Linked DNA regions of Homo sapiens: regions 2 and 3 are each linked to region 1. Evidence: chromatin contacts called from ENCODE Hi-C or POLR2A ChIA-PET data. All regions are on one chromosome and are shown on one strand. The core of a region is the stretch at or near the end of the contact, and the rest is flanking DNA. Distances in the headings are between cores, read along the strand shown. Region 1 holds the start of THBS2-AS1 (THBS2 antisense RNA 1). Region 2 overlaps WDR27 (WD repeat domain 27). Region 3 overlaps WDR27 (WD repeat domain 27).

Region 1 (5,141 bases), core at 1,069-3,568:
TGTATAGTAACCAGAACAGCACAGTACCAACACTAAAACAGACATGTGGACCAATGGAATAAAACGATGAATTCAGAAATAAATCCACGTACTTACAGCCAACTCATTTTTGGCAAAGACATCAAGAACATACATTGGGGAATGGACAGTCTCTTTGATAAATACTGCCAGGAAAGTTAGACATGCAGAAAAAAATGAATCGAGACCCCCCTCTTTTACCATATACATACATCAAATCAAAATGGATTAAAGACTTCAATGCAAGACCCAAAACGATAGAACTACTACTAAAAAATAATACGGAGAAACATTCCAGGACATTGATCTGGGTAAAGATTTTTTGGTAAGACCTCAACATTACAGACAACTATAACAAAAATAGAAAAATAGTATTATATCAAGCCAGAAAGCTTCTACACAGCAAAGGAAAAAATCAACGAAGTGAAGAGACAACCCACAGAATGGGAGAAAATATTTGCAAACTACCCATCCAACAAGGGATTAGTAATCAGAATATATAAGAAACTCAAACAACCCAATTAAAAACTGGGCAAAAGACCTAATAGACATTTCTCAAAAGAAATGGCCAACACGTACATGAAAAAAGGCTCAACATCACTAGTCATTATAGAAATGCAATTCAAAACCACAAGAAGATATTATCTGACCCCATTTAGAATTATCACAAAGACAAAAAATAGCAAATGCTGATGAGAAGGTGGAAAAAAAGGAACACTCATACACTGTTGGTAGGGATGTAAAGTAGTACACCCACTAGGGAAAACAGTATGGGGGTTCCTCAAAAAACTAAACTAGAACTACGTTTGGTATAGTCCAGCAATCTTACTGCTGGGTATGCATCTGACAGAAAGGAAATCAGTATATCAAAGAGACATCGGCCCTCTCATGTTTATTACAACACTACTCACAATAGCCAAGACATCGAATCAACCTAAGTGTTCATCAATAGGCGAAAGGACAAAGAAAATATTGTATATGCACACAATGGAATACTAGTCAGCCATAAAAAGGAATTAAATCCTGTCATTTGCAGCAGGATGGATAGATCTGAAGATCATTCTGTTATGTAAAATAAGCATGACACAGAAAGACAAATATTGCATGTTCTCATTCATATGTGGGAGCTAAAACAGTGGGTCTTGTGGATGTTGAGAGCAGGATGGCGGATGCCAGATGCTGGGGTGGAATGGTGGAGAGGAAGATGAAGGGGAGCTGGTTAAGGAGTACAAAAATACAGTCAGAAGGAATGAGCTATCACATGCAGTATAGTAGGAAAATTATGCTTAATAGTTTATTGTACATATCAAAATAGCTAGAAGAATTGTAATGTTCTCAATACAGAGAATAAAAATGTATGAGGTCATGGGTATCCCAATTACCCTAACTTTATCATTACACATTTTAAACAGATATCAAAATATCACATATAACCCAAGAATACTACAGATATTATAATGAATTAGAATTAAATCTTCCAAACTATACACGAGGGTGTCTTTCCATTTATATAGGTTTTAATTTATTTTGGCATTGTTTTTCTGTTTTCATAGTACAAGTCTTCTGCCTCCCAAGTTACATTTATTACGAGGTATTTTATTGTTTTGTATGTTATTGCAAATGGTATTGTACTTTTAACTTCCGTTTTAAATTGTTTCTGTCTGGTATACAGACGCACAACTGATTTCCATGTGTTGATCTTGTTCTCTGACACTTTGCCAACTTTTCCACTTCTTTAAAATCCAGAATAAGTATGGCCTGAGACAAGGGAGGTTTGTGTATTCATGATGCATATGTATAGTCACGTGTATGTTGCTTGCGTATATACCATTCAATAATCAATACATAAATATAAATAATATGTATCTCCATTTTAACAACTGTAATTTATTCCTAAAGCCATATTTAAAAATAATTACATTTTTAAATGGGAAAAGTCGTATGAAGAATTCTGTCCCACCTCAAGATAACTAAACAATTTTTCAGTAGAAAAATAAATCTAAAAACAGAAAAAATATTTTAAAAGTAAATAAATCGTACATAAAACGAAGCGCAATCGAGTTTTGTTGCACTAATGCTTTCTTCCTCTTTCTACACCATTTTGTTTGCAGAATCGGCCTTTTGAAGGTTCCGGGTTACCCTGCAGTGAAGCTGTCATTCAAGCACAGTCAGGGCCCAGGAGAGGGCGCAGGGAGGGCGCAGGCGCGCAGGGAGGGCTGGGCATGCGCTCGGCGGGGCCTCCGGCTCTCGGGGACGCGCGCGGGCGGGGCTCGCCGGGGCTGAACCGGCTGAGCTTCCCAGGGACGCCCCGACCCAAGCCCTGCAGTCCGCGCGCGTCAGGGGTGTGCGCTGGAGGCCGGAAAGTCGAATATCACTTCCCATCCTGCATTTGATGTGCTTTGGGGTTGAAAAAGCCCTTATGTGGTAAAAAAAAAAAAAAAAAAAAAGTCAGAAAAGTGGCAAAAGTCTTCAACGGCCTGAAAAAGGCCGAGACAGGAACTGAGAAGCTGGCAGTAGGTCCTGCTACTGCTGCAGGGGCGGCGGGCGCCCTGGGTGGGCCACGAGGCAGGGACAGCCGAGGCTCCGCGCTCACCCCACCCGCAAGGGGCCAAGCGCAGACTCAGGGGAGCCAGAGGGGCCGGACCGCTGAGCAAGGGCTGGGGAAGGGTGAGTCAGGGGCCCCTGTGGGACTGCACGGGGTGGGGGGCACGGGCCCGGACCTCTCTCACAAATGCCCACGTGGTCCCCAAGGCTAACGCCGGCTGCGTGGGCCGCAAGCTGCTCTGGGCCCGCAGCTCACTCCCCTGGGCACAGGGCTGACACCCGGGCGAAGCAGGAGTGTCCCAGCTTGCTTCAGCCCCTCCCCTGGGCCCCCAGGCTGGTGGCTCCAGAAGGACTTTACTAAGAGGGTGGGAAGCATCAGTGCAGGTACCTGCCCTGGGCTAAGGGCCTCGTGTGGGTGATAGCCCTCAGCAGGGCCCTCCCATTTGGGCATTGGCAGCCCACAGGGCTGTGGCCGTGGAGCTGGAGTGGCAGCTCCTGGATCACCCCACACCTGCGTTCCTCAAGGCCTAGGCACCACTTGCTCCATGGTCAAAAGCATCACTTTGTGAAACGCAGACTGAGCAAAGCTGGCCTAAGATTTTGGTCCTCCAGGAATGACGGAAGGAGCCCTCTGCCCCCATGTAGCCTATAGCTGGGACACGCAGCAGCCAGTGAGTTGGTCACGGTATGAAGGCTTCTCTCCTCCCGGCAATCACAGATCCCACGCTTGGATACTTGGGAGTGAAGATGTGTTATTTCACCCACCGACTCGTTCCACACGACCAAGGCCTGTGCCTGCCCTGAGGGCGAGTTGGTTGAGCCTTGTACAGACAACTCTCAGAGCGTGGGCCTGGGCCGAACCTTTCCCTGTGAGCAGCAGCATCAGCGTCTAGAACGACGGCCCTCCCGGTCCACGGTGGAAGGTGCGGAGCTCCCGTGGTGTGCTGGCAGCGATTCGCAGAAGGGAGATGGAGGGCCACAGGGCAGGTGCTCGCACGGAGTCATCGAGGTCCAGGGACACCTTCCTCCCAGGTGAGCTCACAAAGGCACCACACATTAATCCTGGGAGACAACCATTCTGATGTGGCTAAGGCCATCGACAGGGAACATGATTGTCAGGAAACCTCAACTTTTCGATAAATGACAGCAAAACCTGAATGCAGGAGAAATGTATCTCATTTTAATGCCTGACTTCTAAGCATCCTTATTCAACATATTATATGTATTTTTTGTTTCATGAGTAAAATGTACATTGAGCTTCCTCCAGTAGCTGTCCATAGACCAGCCACTATCACTGCCATCATTATTTTGTTTCTAAACTTTTCTTTTTACACATGTAGGTCTAGCTTTTTCCTCCATATTGATGAACTAAAACTCACTCATTTCACAACTCAAAGCCAGGGCCTTCAGTTCACAGCCCGTTGCCTCAGACGGCCTTTCCTATATCTTATTGCTTCACTGTCTGACTCACTCCAGCGTGTTTCAGCCAAGTATACTTGTTTTTATTCATCTTGCTCTCTTTTCCTCCCTCCCCCAACTCCCCCTCTTTCCCTCTGTCTCTTTGTCTCTTTCTCTCTCCCCCATCCCTCCCTCTCTTCCCCTTTCTCTCTGGATGCCCTCTCTCCCTCTCTCCCTCCCTCTCTTCCCCTTTCTCTCTGGATGCCCTCTCTCCCTCTCTCCCTCCCTCTCTTCCCCTTTCTCTCTGGATGCCCTCTCTCCCTCTCTCCCTGTTTTTCTTCTCTGTGTCTGCCTGCATAATATTCAGAAATCCCAACAAGAGCAGCTGGAGCTGCTAAAGAAACCCCAGCGTTCTGTGCTGCTGCCATTGCCTCCTCCAACTGGTGAGCCCGATCGGCCCATTTTTAGGCAGTGCTGTGGTTGGAAATGGGCCCTTCCTCTGGGGTCCGCTACTTCCCTCCACCTGACTCAGAAGAATGAGTCAAGAGGGAAGAACAGCTCGTATTAGGGAGAGGGTCCCGTGTGCTGTTGCCTTTTTCGGAATCATTTCAATCATGTTTGCCAAATTCCCTACGAAGTTCTGTTCCCTCGTTTGACAATGAGCAGAGGCAGGAGAGATGAATTGCTAAATGGTTGTATCCCACACCGTGCTGGGAGGCTCAGCAGAACAGAGACCTGTGTCAAGCAGGGCTTCCTTCTCCACCAGGCCCTTCAGCCTGCATTTTAACCTGTGACTTGCGAGGAGATAGCCCGTGATCACACCACAGGCCTACTTACATGACAGGAAGCAAAATGCCAATTCCTTCTACCCCTTTCCCCCACCCCGGTAGAAACCCTGCTAGTTCTTTTTAAAAAAGGGAGAGAGATCATGTATAGAAAACCTTTTTTACAATTTATTTCCTGTTGTTAATCTTTAAAAATGAGGTTCTAGCTAAGTGCAGGGTTTCAGTGGTGAAATTTTGACCATGTGAACACATAAATAAATATTTACAGTCTTTGGCAAAACACATGACGTTTCATCAACCTATACGATAAATTTGTTTAGAAAAACATAAATAATTTACAAAAAATATGGTACATTCTAAATACTCACATCATCGTCACTCCCACACCATTGTACG
Region 2 (5,141 bases), core at 813-3,312, 440 kb after region 1:
ATTATAGCATTACTGTAAATGAAACATATCCATTAATTTTCCATGGGAATATTTTCTAAACTACACCCAAAACATCAACATGTTAAAATTTAATCACTTTCTTGCTACAGAAAAGTTATCTCTGTATTAAAACTATTTATATAATTGTTCTTACTGAAGGTTTTGTTCTAAACTCTAAATGCTATCGTTAGTTGCGAACCACAGTACATCACATATGCTAGTCTGAAACGAGATGACCCTTGTTGACAAAAAGTTTAAAAATTCCACTTTTAAGGAGTGATCTAAATGAAGCGTATGTAAGAAGAAAAGCTAAAGAAACAAACATGTTAAGTTTTAAAGGTGAAATCAGGAGACTCGTGTCTCCTTCACGACAGGTTGTGTGCACAGATCTCACTTCCCAAATGCGCAGCCGTCCATGGCGGCAGACAAGACGAGCGGACCCCGTGGGTTGGACACGCAGGAGGCACTGCTCGCCACTCAGCATGGAGCCCACTCTCACAGGGGAGTTTCTTTCCATGGAAACAGTCAGAACCTTGGAAAACCATCTGAACAGTCTAGTATGATTCCAACTATTAGCCATTTTAATTAATATTGGTTAGTCAAGGTTTCCAAAAATTTTTTACTAGAAATGTATATATACATATAAATTCCTTTGTTATTAATTAAGCAAATGGTTCAAAAAGGCTTTTTTACATTGCACAACAATGTGAGGGTATGGAATCCCACTGAACCATACACCTAAAAATGGTTAAAATGGCAAGTTTTATTTTATACATATCTTATAATGAAAAAAGTAAATGAACAGAAAATGTCTTTTACAAGACTACAAAAATCAGTCTTTACCACATAAACAATGTGCAAGACCATATTATTTACCTAATAAACACTTTCAATTCTTCATTAGCATCATTACTACATAGGACTTTTTCAATTTTTTGAGGGTACTGCTATTTAAAAAGTGAATGCTAACTTTCATTATCTGGGTAACACACTGGTTAGGTATTCAGATGGCCTCTCCCACAGAGAAACGCCACAAAAGCCAGAAGAAATATGTGCTTCATTTTGTAAAAAGGGAAAAGAAAATGAGGACAAGATATTGAAACTGAGGTGAGCTGTGGATGGCGGCACCTCCAGCCACACAGGCTGAGGATTTGTGTGGCCTCAGGGAGGTGAGGGCAGAAAGGCCAAGTCCCTGGCCACTATGCGAGCTTCACCTTCTCCGACTAGCCCAGGAAGCCTGTGCCGTGATGGTCTGTACTGGTCCCAGGCTGCTGGCCCTGCAGTCAGAGTGACCTTGACAAGTGGCTTAAAAGGCCGGAAGCTGTGGATTTGTGCACCCAAACCCCTAGAAAGCAACGCAAATCTCCTTTGAGAGAACACAGTGCACTTCATTCAGTTCCAAAAAACAAATACAAAAACAAACAAAACAGAAACAAACAAAAAACTAAAGGCCCACTTCTCTAATGAAAATTGATGCAAAACTCCTCAATAAAATATTAGCAAACCAAATTCAACAACACAACAAAAAGAGTATACATCATGGGATTTATCCCTGACATACAAGGCTGGTTTTATACTCAAAATCAATCATATACCTAATTTAAAATATTACACCAAGCATTCAGGTATAGAAACAGAGAAAGCTCTCCCTAGCTCATTCTGTGGAGCTGGCACACCAAAACCAAACTCAGAAAGTTCCTGAGAAATCAATCACGCAAGAACATGAATCCAAAAGATCCTGTACAAAATAATAGCGAAGAGATAATAAATGCAAATTAGGCTTATGACAGTAAAGCGTATCTGATTAAACACAAGCAATAACCACCTCATGTTTAACCAGGAAAACGCAAACGAAATCATAAGACACCTCTGTATCGTCACTGGTTGCCAGACGGCTCAGGAGGGTCTCCAAAGGCTGGTGAGACCCCACTCCCAGCCGGTTTCCAGGTTCTTGGCACCTTCAGAGCAAGAATTTAGATGCGAAAAGCAGCAGCTTTTGCTGCAAAGCGAAAGCACACGCCTAAGTGAGAAGCCAGGCGAGCTGAGGAGGAGGCGCGCACAGGAGAAGGAGGCGCGCACAGGAGGAGGCGCGCACAGGGTTAGGCGGCGCGCACAGCAGAAGGAGGCGCGTTCAGGAGACGGAGGCGCGCTCAGGAGGAGGAGGGGCGCTCAGAAGGAGGCGGCTCGCTCAGGAGGAGGAGCCCCGTTCAGAAGGAAGCGCGCACAGAGGAGTTTGTGTTCTTTTGCGGGTGTTTCTTTAGTGACAGTGCGGGATCATCATCAGGTATTCTGGGAAAGGAGGGGATTTTTAGGTAACCCCCAACACAGCCTCGTTGTCTCTTACTCGGGTTTTCCCGGGAGAACAGAGGACACATCACGCTGGTGGGTTCGCCTTCTCTCTCCCTCGCTTTGGGTTTTCTGCCGCCCTGTGGTTACTTTGCCACGTTCCTGTCTTCGCTGTTGCCTGGGTTTTCCGTCCTCCTGTGACCACCCAGTGCTATTCTTGTCTCACACTGGGTAAGCAGAAATTCCAGCGTCCAGCGACATGCAGCCATGGCAAGAGCTCCGGGCAGGAGAGGCGGCGTGTGCTGCTGGAGTAACCTCTGGCCAGCCACCTGGGAAGACCCTTGCCATCGTCTGCCATCGACCTGCCATGTGGGGAACCCCGAGCCCAGCAGCTGCCCGCACAGAAGATCAGGGCAGCCCTCCCGGCTCCAGGGTACAGCAGGGTGCTGCAAAGACTGCTCACAACAGCAGCCTGGGACAAGCCAAACGTCTGTTAATACTGAATAAATCGTGGGTACATAAACCGCAGTATATCCAGACAACAGAACGCTGTATAGCAACTGAAGCAAATCTCACAGACACGAAGTGAAAAAGACAAATCAGAAAAGAACGCACTTAAGAAAGAATATTACTCTACATATAAACAGCCCCCAGATTAGACATATGAGAAGATTCATTGTGATGAAAGACTTCTCGGTGCCTCTTTGCCAGCTGGAGACCCCCGAGGCTGGCGATGCCCCTGCCTGGCCTGACAACTGAAGGGTGAGCAGGGCAGAGTTTTTTTTGTTTTTATTTTTTGAGACGGAGTCTCGCCCTGTTGCCCAGGCTAGAGTGCAATGGCACGATCTCAGCTCACTGCAACCTCCACCTCCTGGGTTCAAGCGATTCTCCTGCCTCAGCCTCCTGAGTAGCTGGGACTACAGGCGCCCGCCAACCACGCCCAGCTAATTTTTCTTGTATTTTTAGTAGAGACGGGGTTTCAGCGTGTTAGCCATGATGGTCTCAATCTCCTGACCTCGTGATCCGCCTGCCTCGGCCTCCCAAAGTGCTGCGATTACAGGCGTGAGCCACTGCACCCAGCTGGAGAGTTTTATTGAGTGACAGCTCTCAGCAGAGAGGGGACCCGGAGAGGGCAGCCCCCTACCCTCAGTCAGGTGGTCCCCCAGTGTGGCTGAGTTTGGGGCTTTTATGGACTCAGAATGGGGGAGTGCATGTTGATTGGTTTGTGACTATGCAAAAAAGGTTAAAAAAAAAAGGTACAACTCAAAGATGGGCACAGCAGTGTCAAAAACCAATTAGGGAGGAGTGGGAATATGTAAAATAGGTGAAGGGTGGGGGCCAATCAGAGGAAAGCATGCCAAACAGGAAAAGAGGTTCTCAATCCCGTCTGTGGATTCATCCGAGACATGTGGTTTGGCTTTCAGACGTGAAGCTGTCTTTGGTTTGGAGGTTGGGTTTCCCTGGGGACCTGCCTGTGTCCACCTGGAGGTTTATCTGACTTCTGCTGCTGTCAATTGTTAAGGATGAATGGTAGGAGGTGAGACTGACAGGGCCAAGAGAGACCAGGCGGGGTGGGGGGAAAGCATGTGAGGCGGCTTGTGGGGTCCAGGAAGACGAAGAGGTTCGGGGGGCTGAGAACGAGGAGGCCGGGAGGGATCACGTGAGGAGGCCTGGAGGGCCCAGGAGGAAGGAGCCAAGAAGGCCCAGGAGGGCCCAGGAGGAGGAGGCTGGGATGGCCCAGGAGGAGGCGACAGCTCCCAGCTCCGACAGCTCCCAGCTCCGCATTAGGCCGCAGCAGCCCAGGGGCATTCTCTTCTCAGCCATCTTCACACCCACTTGCTGTTGTCTTCTCTGCTATAGTGTCTTTTGCAATTTAAGATGCCTTTTCAATGGTGAATAATTAGCACCTCCTTACAAGGCAGAAGTTCCATGACTTAATGAGGAGGAAGGAGGTCAGAGGCCACTCCCAGCCGAGGAGTCAGCTTGGCCCAGAGGCTGCAATGCTGGCTGAGCCTGGCCGCCTCCCCCCGGCCTTCATTCTCACAATTTCTCAGAACTGTCCCCATGGTGATGGGACGGCAGCAGAGCATAAACCGGCAGGAGACGGGCAGTTCACACCGACAGTGGGTCTTTCATGGAAACAGGGCGGAGGAATGGGGGACCTGCTGGAAACCCCCAGCAGCAGGGACCGCCATGGCAGGACGAACAAGCAAACAGCTCCAGCCCCAGGCTCAGCTCTGAGTCCCCGCCTTCCACCTGAAAGCTCTCCCCGATCTGCAAGGCGGGTCAGAACCACACAGTCAGTGAGACCCAGGAATGGCACAGAAGGTGTTCGAGGCCTGATTTCAAAAAGTCTGGTAGGGAAGGGAGAGGCCAGAAGTCCCCGAAGTCAAGCTCAAGGGCTGCGTGGGAGCATGAAGGACACAGCCCATGTCTGAGGACGGACTGACGCAGGAACCCTAGCCCAGCCTAGCCGAGCCCGGCCCGGGGAGAGGCCCAAGGGTGGGGTCGCCAGGTCGCTGGCCGGGGAGATGGCCCTTCTGGGAGGTGAGGCCCAGCAGTCAGGCAGCTACCAGGCAGAAGGTGAAAGGCGGCTGCGGAAATGCCTCCGTTTTTCAAATGAGGTCCAGTAGGTTTCACAAGACCAATTAAAGGGTTAGACTGGTCACTGAAGGGAAAAAAGAATTATCAGTGAGCCTTGAAAGAAAGGGAACATAATGACGTTTACCATCTTAAAGTGAAAGTTAATTTATACATATTTGAAAGATGCAACATGTGGATTTGTTTGGCTGCTGCTCAGAACAAACCAATAGGAAATATTGTCAAGGCAATCAAGAATAATTTATTATGGCCTT
Region 3 (5,141 bases), core at 1,016-3,515, 380 kb after region 1:
TAAAAACCTGTTCAGGAAGATATCCTTTCTCCTCAAGGATTTTCTTTTTTTTTTTTTTTTTTTTTAAAGACAGCATCTTGCTCTGTCGCCCAGGCTGGAGTGCAGTGGTGCAATCTCAGCTCACTACAACCTCCACCTCCTGGGCTCAAGCGATTCTCCTGCCTCAGTCTCTCAAGTAGTTTGGATTACAGGTGCCTAGCACCACACGCGGCTAGTTTTTGTATTTTTAATAGAGACGGGGTTTCACCATGTTAGCCAGGCTGGTCTCGAACTCTTGACCTCAGGTGATCCACCCGCCTTGGCCTCCCAAAGTGCTGGGATTACAGGTGTGAGCCACTGCGCCCGGCCCTCAATGATTTCCTTAATGATGTCTGGGAACTCAGCTGCTGCCTCTTGGTCAGCAGAAGCTGCTTCTCCTGTTATCTTGAACTTTTTAAGCCAAACCTCTTCTAAAATTATCAAGCCATCCTTCACCTTCCCTTTGCTTTGTCAGATAATGACTTCACTTTTTCTTGAATCATATTAGAATCTACAGTATGCCTTTCTCATAACAATCCTGTACCCACATAAAAGCTGCATTTGCAATGAGATTAAAAAGGATTTAACAAAACGTGCAAGGTTTTCGTGCCTGCTGGCATAGCTGCAGCCATGTCTCCATGAGTTTCCTTTTCTTTTTTTACACTATTTCTTACACTGGATTCATTTATCCTGAAATGGCAGCGACTGCCAGTCTATGGTACATACCAAGCAATTCAGCTTTTTCTGTAAAGCCGTGGCTTTCCCTGCTTCTTGGGAGAAGGTTCAGCATCTCCAGGGGCACTTCCTATGGGCCCCATGGTGTAATTCAAGGTTTACAGTATTGCATTAAACACAATGAAAAATACACGAGAGCTATAAGAGACCGCCTTTTACGGTAACACACAATTTACTGGAGAGACGAACAGCTCATGCAGAGGCGATGAGCATCACACAGCATTTTAAGGGATACTTGTAACTCCTGAGCTCACCACAACAGCAAGAGCAGGGGTGATGAAATGAGGACAGGAGTGCTGGAGGGACTACAGTTGAGTTTATGAAGTGATGATTTCATACAGCATTTCTGCATTTGTTTATATTTCTCTTGACTGAGAATGTGCATACATTCTAATAAATTTTAACTTTTTAAAAAGATGTGTGTATATTTTATGATAGTCAAGGATAAAACAGACTAGTATCTACATATAGTTTATGCATTCATGACATATGTTTTTAATTTTCTTATACTTTTAGGCTATGTGGTTCATCTGTGAGTTTTTTCAAGTTGTTGAAAATCTCCAAAAATGTTAATATATTTGTTGAAAAAAAATCATGTATAAGTGGACCCGTGCATTTCAAACCCATGTTGTTCAAGGGTCAGCTGAATTTTTAAGGAAAGTGGAGAAATCAAATGTCTACATTTTATTTTCTTCTGCCACAAGCACATGCTTATTTGAAAAGTATTCCCGTGCAGTTGCTGCTGTAAGGGGTGGCGTGGGGCCTGGGAATGTGCACTCCTAACAGGTTCCCAGGTCAGGCTGCTGCTGCTGGTCCAGGGCACCCCACTTTGGGAACCACTGGGTGAGGGTAACCCTAACATTTACACAGTGTGTCACTATTTACAAAACACAACTGTTACATAAACCATTTACAATAACGGACCAAGGTGCATCCATATTTTATTGAAATCTCCATTTTTTTATTGAGGAAACCATGACAGGTAGAGAGCACTTTGCCAGGACAGCCACGGAGCCTCAGTGCTGAGATTCCAAACTGATTTTTCTGACTAAGGTTTTGCTATTTATTTCACTAGGCTGCCAAAGACAACTCCCATTCACACATGGTTTAGGGCATCCTCAAATTCCCTCTAATCTCACAGGTGTTTCCAAAACCATCTTTGCTTATTTTGCTATTTTTAATTCAGGACTGATTTAATATCAAAGGGTTTCTGAGGATCCACTCTTCAGAACTCCTGTCTGCCTGCTGTTTAGATTAAATGGATAAGGGAAATTATAATGACTGAGTCTCTTTTCCATCCATTATTTCCAATGATAAAATACAGAGGTTAACAGCAGCAAGTACTTTCTGGACACTGACCTTTTGCCAGGCACTGATAAGAATTTTACATAAATTTTCTCGTGTAACCCTCTCAACAGCACTATGAAGAAAACACTTATTGCCCCAATTCTATAGACAAGGAAGCCAGGCTGAGGGCAGGCAGCCTTCCAAGGCCACTCACCTCTTGAAAAGCGCTTCCTGAGATCAGCTGGCTCCCATTTGCATGAAACCTCAAAACACACACTGAATGACATAATACAGTGGCAGGAGGTGAGGTAAAACGTATCCAGGAAAGGCCTTTTGTTTCCTCAGTGAGAATGAAATTAAATGAAACATCTTTTGGTCCAGGGGATTCTTGGGGTACATGAATTTTCTGATCATGACAACTTTACATGTGACACAGCAATTGGAAGCCCAAATATCAATATTTTAGTAGATAGGCAGGTTTCTTATGCTGTGATCCTACACAGTGTCATAAATACAGAAGGACAATAAGCCTCTTGTATGACACAGAGCGATGGTAATGAACAGCTCTGCAAATGATTCAATGTAACCACAATCCATGTGTGAAAGAAACATTTTAATTAGAGGTACTCACTGGATTCATGAAGCACTTCACCCACCACAGAGAAACGAGCTGTGGCTAAGACATACTCAGAAAACAAACAGAGTTGGAAATAAAACCTATGCGGGTAAATCTTATGCCAGAACCAAATCAAGGGAAGCAATATTTTTCAGGCAAAAGATGAGGATGTGGCATAAATCTGTGGGTGCTGGAATAACGCTTGACTGCTCAAAAATGTTTTTACAAAAATTGTAAGGGACTGAATGTACTACTGAAGAAGAGAAGTGTTTTGGAAACAGGACTACACCGATTCATTACAACTATTTTGTAACTCTGTTGAGCCACATCTGTGAGAATGAAGTTTCTTTCATTTTTCCTTTCACAGAGTACCTAACGTGACCTTCATTTCCCTTTACCCAAATTAACCCCACAGCAGAAAGGAGACAAAGAATTACAAACAGAAGTGAGTGTTGCACTCCTGAAACTTGACAATGGTAGTGATATTTTCCACAGGGGAATCAACTATCATATTATGCTCACTTATTTTGCTTTTGAAAATAATTCCAGAAATGATATTTTCTGAATATTCTGCACATTTCTTCAGATACTGAATTTTTAGTTTATAAAAAAGTAAACTATTCTCAGAAGACCAAAACGTGCAAGATTTAAAACAAAGTCACACTAAGACAGAAGCCTTGCCTCCTTACAGCAAGAGGCAGAGGCTCTGTTAGAGAATTCCTGATGGTGGCACGCAGGGCCACCTGGCCGCCCGCCACACCAGCCATGGGAGGCGAATGGCACCATCTCATCAGGCTGCAAGGCTGACGCACAATCTCCAACTCTTGTCAACCTCCATCAAGGTCTGGCAAAATAAATATGGCACACACAGTAATAAACCCCACCCTTTTCTCTGGCACTTCCTCTTGTAAAGACGTAGCAGAACAGGGCACTGGTGTGGTACCACCCACCGGTCTAACCAGTGGACAGTGGTAAATACCTGAGGCAGCAGTAACTTTTTAAGGCCTGGGATAATATGCCATTCTGTGTCTACGCTCCATGTTCCTTATCCATTCCCCTGAGACGGACATTTAGGGTACTTCCACACTGTGGATACTGTGAAGAGTGCTGCAATGGCCATGGAAGCGCAGGTATCTCTTCCATATACGGATTTCAATTCTTTTGGACAAATACCCAGGAGTGAGATTGCTGGATCATGTGGATTCTACTTTTTGCTCTTTGAGGAAACAACACACATTTTCCGCAGTGGCTACCTCATTTTGCATTCCCACCGACTGTGCGGGAGCTCCCCTTTCTCCACATCCTCATCATCACCTGTCTTTCTGATATTCTAACAGGTGTGAGGTGGTGTCTCAATATGGTTTTGACTTGCATTTCCCTGATGATTGGTGATGTGAGCCCTTTTTTCCTGTACCCATTGGCCATCTGTATGTGTTCTTAAGCAAAATGTCTATTATTCAAGCTTCCTTTGGGCCATGATCTTCATCTGATAATTTCACCTACTGATGACATTTGCCTAAGTCAATTACTCCATCTGAGATTGAAGAGGGTGATTTTCTAATTCTGCCATTCATCCATTCTACTTGTCTGCAATTCTCTAAGAAATAACTTTCCCTTACCAAGTAGGGTATTTGGTTTACTTAAAATACAGTCCGAACAGGAAAGGCAGACAAATGTTTAATTATTTTCCTTTATAAGACACACTTCTGACTAAGGGACAGGTGCCCTAGTTACCTCCAAATGGGGACCAATGACATTTTATGTTTTTGTTTTTAGCTATAGCTTTTTGGGGGGAGCATTATCAAAAATGATGAGGGTTTAGATATACAATGTTGAAGTCAATCACAGTCATTACTCTTTGGATGGTCAGCTAGCCCTCCGCTGGCCAACAGAATACGGCACAGGTGTGGTGCTGCCCGCTGGTCTAACCAGCAGACAGTAGTGCATGCCTAAGGCAGCAGCAGCTTTAAGGCCTTGGGAATTGGCTGTTGCCTGTGGCCTTGTTATATGACTCCATTACCCTTTGATTTCTTTTCTCTTTGGCACAAGATGTCCCTGGCTCATCTTGTAAGTCTTCTGCCACAGACCTGGAACCAGCTCTCCACCCAGGGAGTTCTGGCTTCTATTAGTGGGGAACGGCATTTAGAGGTTGCAAAGAGGGTACTAAGGGTGATGGCTGGAATGTCACTGCTTCCAAGCACCTTCCGTGGCAGGAGCTAAGAAATACTGGTATTCGTGCACCAGTTGCACATGGTTTTAATTCGAAAGGCTTTCCAACAGAGGTTAACGGCTGACAGGGCAAGTTCTCCTCATCATCATGTTCTTTTTTCCGGGGGTATTTGGACCATTGTTACTTGTTTATTCTCCCAAGTAACTTTCAGTCTAACAGTACAGCTACAGAAAAACCTACTGGCATTTTGTTGTTGTTGTTGTTGGGGGAGTGTTAAATCTACACATTACCTACAGAGAACTGCCTTCTTTAGGA

Evidence for each region. A loop is a pair of places that touch in the nucleus more often than their neighbours do. ChIA-PET counts read pairs that join two places held with the same protein, here RNA polymerase II (POLR2A). Pooled maps may share reads with other maps.
Region 2: a loop to region 1 is called in a map of naive thymus-derived CD4-positive, alpha-beta T cell, with 18 times the contacts of the local background. The contact joins the enhancer-like site here to the promoter of THBS2-AS1 in region 1. A Hi-C loop is called at or near these places in 4 of 168 maps with a recorded cell type or tissue (CD4-positive, alpha-beta T cell, CD4-positive, alpha-beta memory T cell and naive thymus-derived CD4-positive, alpha-beta T cell), 8 of 37 single-sample maps with no recorded cell type and 15 of 50 pooled maps. POLR2A ChIA-PET finds 5 or more read pairs at or near these places in 2 of 52 experiments (CD4-positive, alpha-beta T cell and WTC11).
Region 3: a pooled map shows a loop between it and region 1 (7-fold over the local background). The contact joins the enhancer-like site here to the promoter of THBS2-AS1 in region 1. A Hi-C loop is called at or near these places in 1 of 37 single-sample maps with no recorded cell type and 5 of 50 pooled maps. POLR2A ChIA-PET finds 5 or more read pairs at or near these places in 1 of 52 experiments (activated naive CD4-positive, alpha-beta T cell).

The regions. Positions count from the first base shown.
Region 1 is chr6:169,210,894-169,216,034 of GRCh38, forward strand. THBS2-AS1 (THBS2 antisense RNA 1) reads left to right here and starts at 2,319. Exons shown (of 3, transcript NR_134621.1): 1 at 2,319-2,685; 2 at 3,281-3,594. THBS2 (thrombospondin 2) reads right to left here. Exons shown (of 22, transcript NM_003247.5): 22 at 4,892-5,141. RefSeq lists a silencer at 2,058-2,407.
Region 2 is chr6:169,652,654-169,657,794 of GRCh38, forward strand. The region is part of intron 13 of WDR27 (WD repeat domain 27); the gene reads right to left. Among named protein-coding and RNA genes, the nearest start is that of WDR27, 47 kb to the right of the region's middle. RefSeq lists enhancers at 2,225-2,274, 3,480-4,275, 4,276-5,071, 4,448-4,617. Within about 2 kb of position 2,063, at least 25 of the 41 ENCODE cell types and tissues checked have a DNase peak (open chromatin) inside an H3K27ac peak, as active enhancers do.
Region 3 is chr6:169,587,171-169,592,311 of GRCh38, forward strand. The region is part of intron 23 of WDR27 (WD repeat domain 27); the gene reads right to left. Among named protein-coding and RNA genes, the nearest start is that of WDR27, 110 kb to the right of the region's middle. RefSeq lists a silencer at 2,550-2,719. Within about 2 kb of position 2,266, at least 9 of the 41 ENCODE cell types and tissues checked have a DNase peak (open chromatin) inside an H3K27ac peak, as active enhancers do.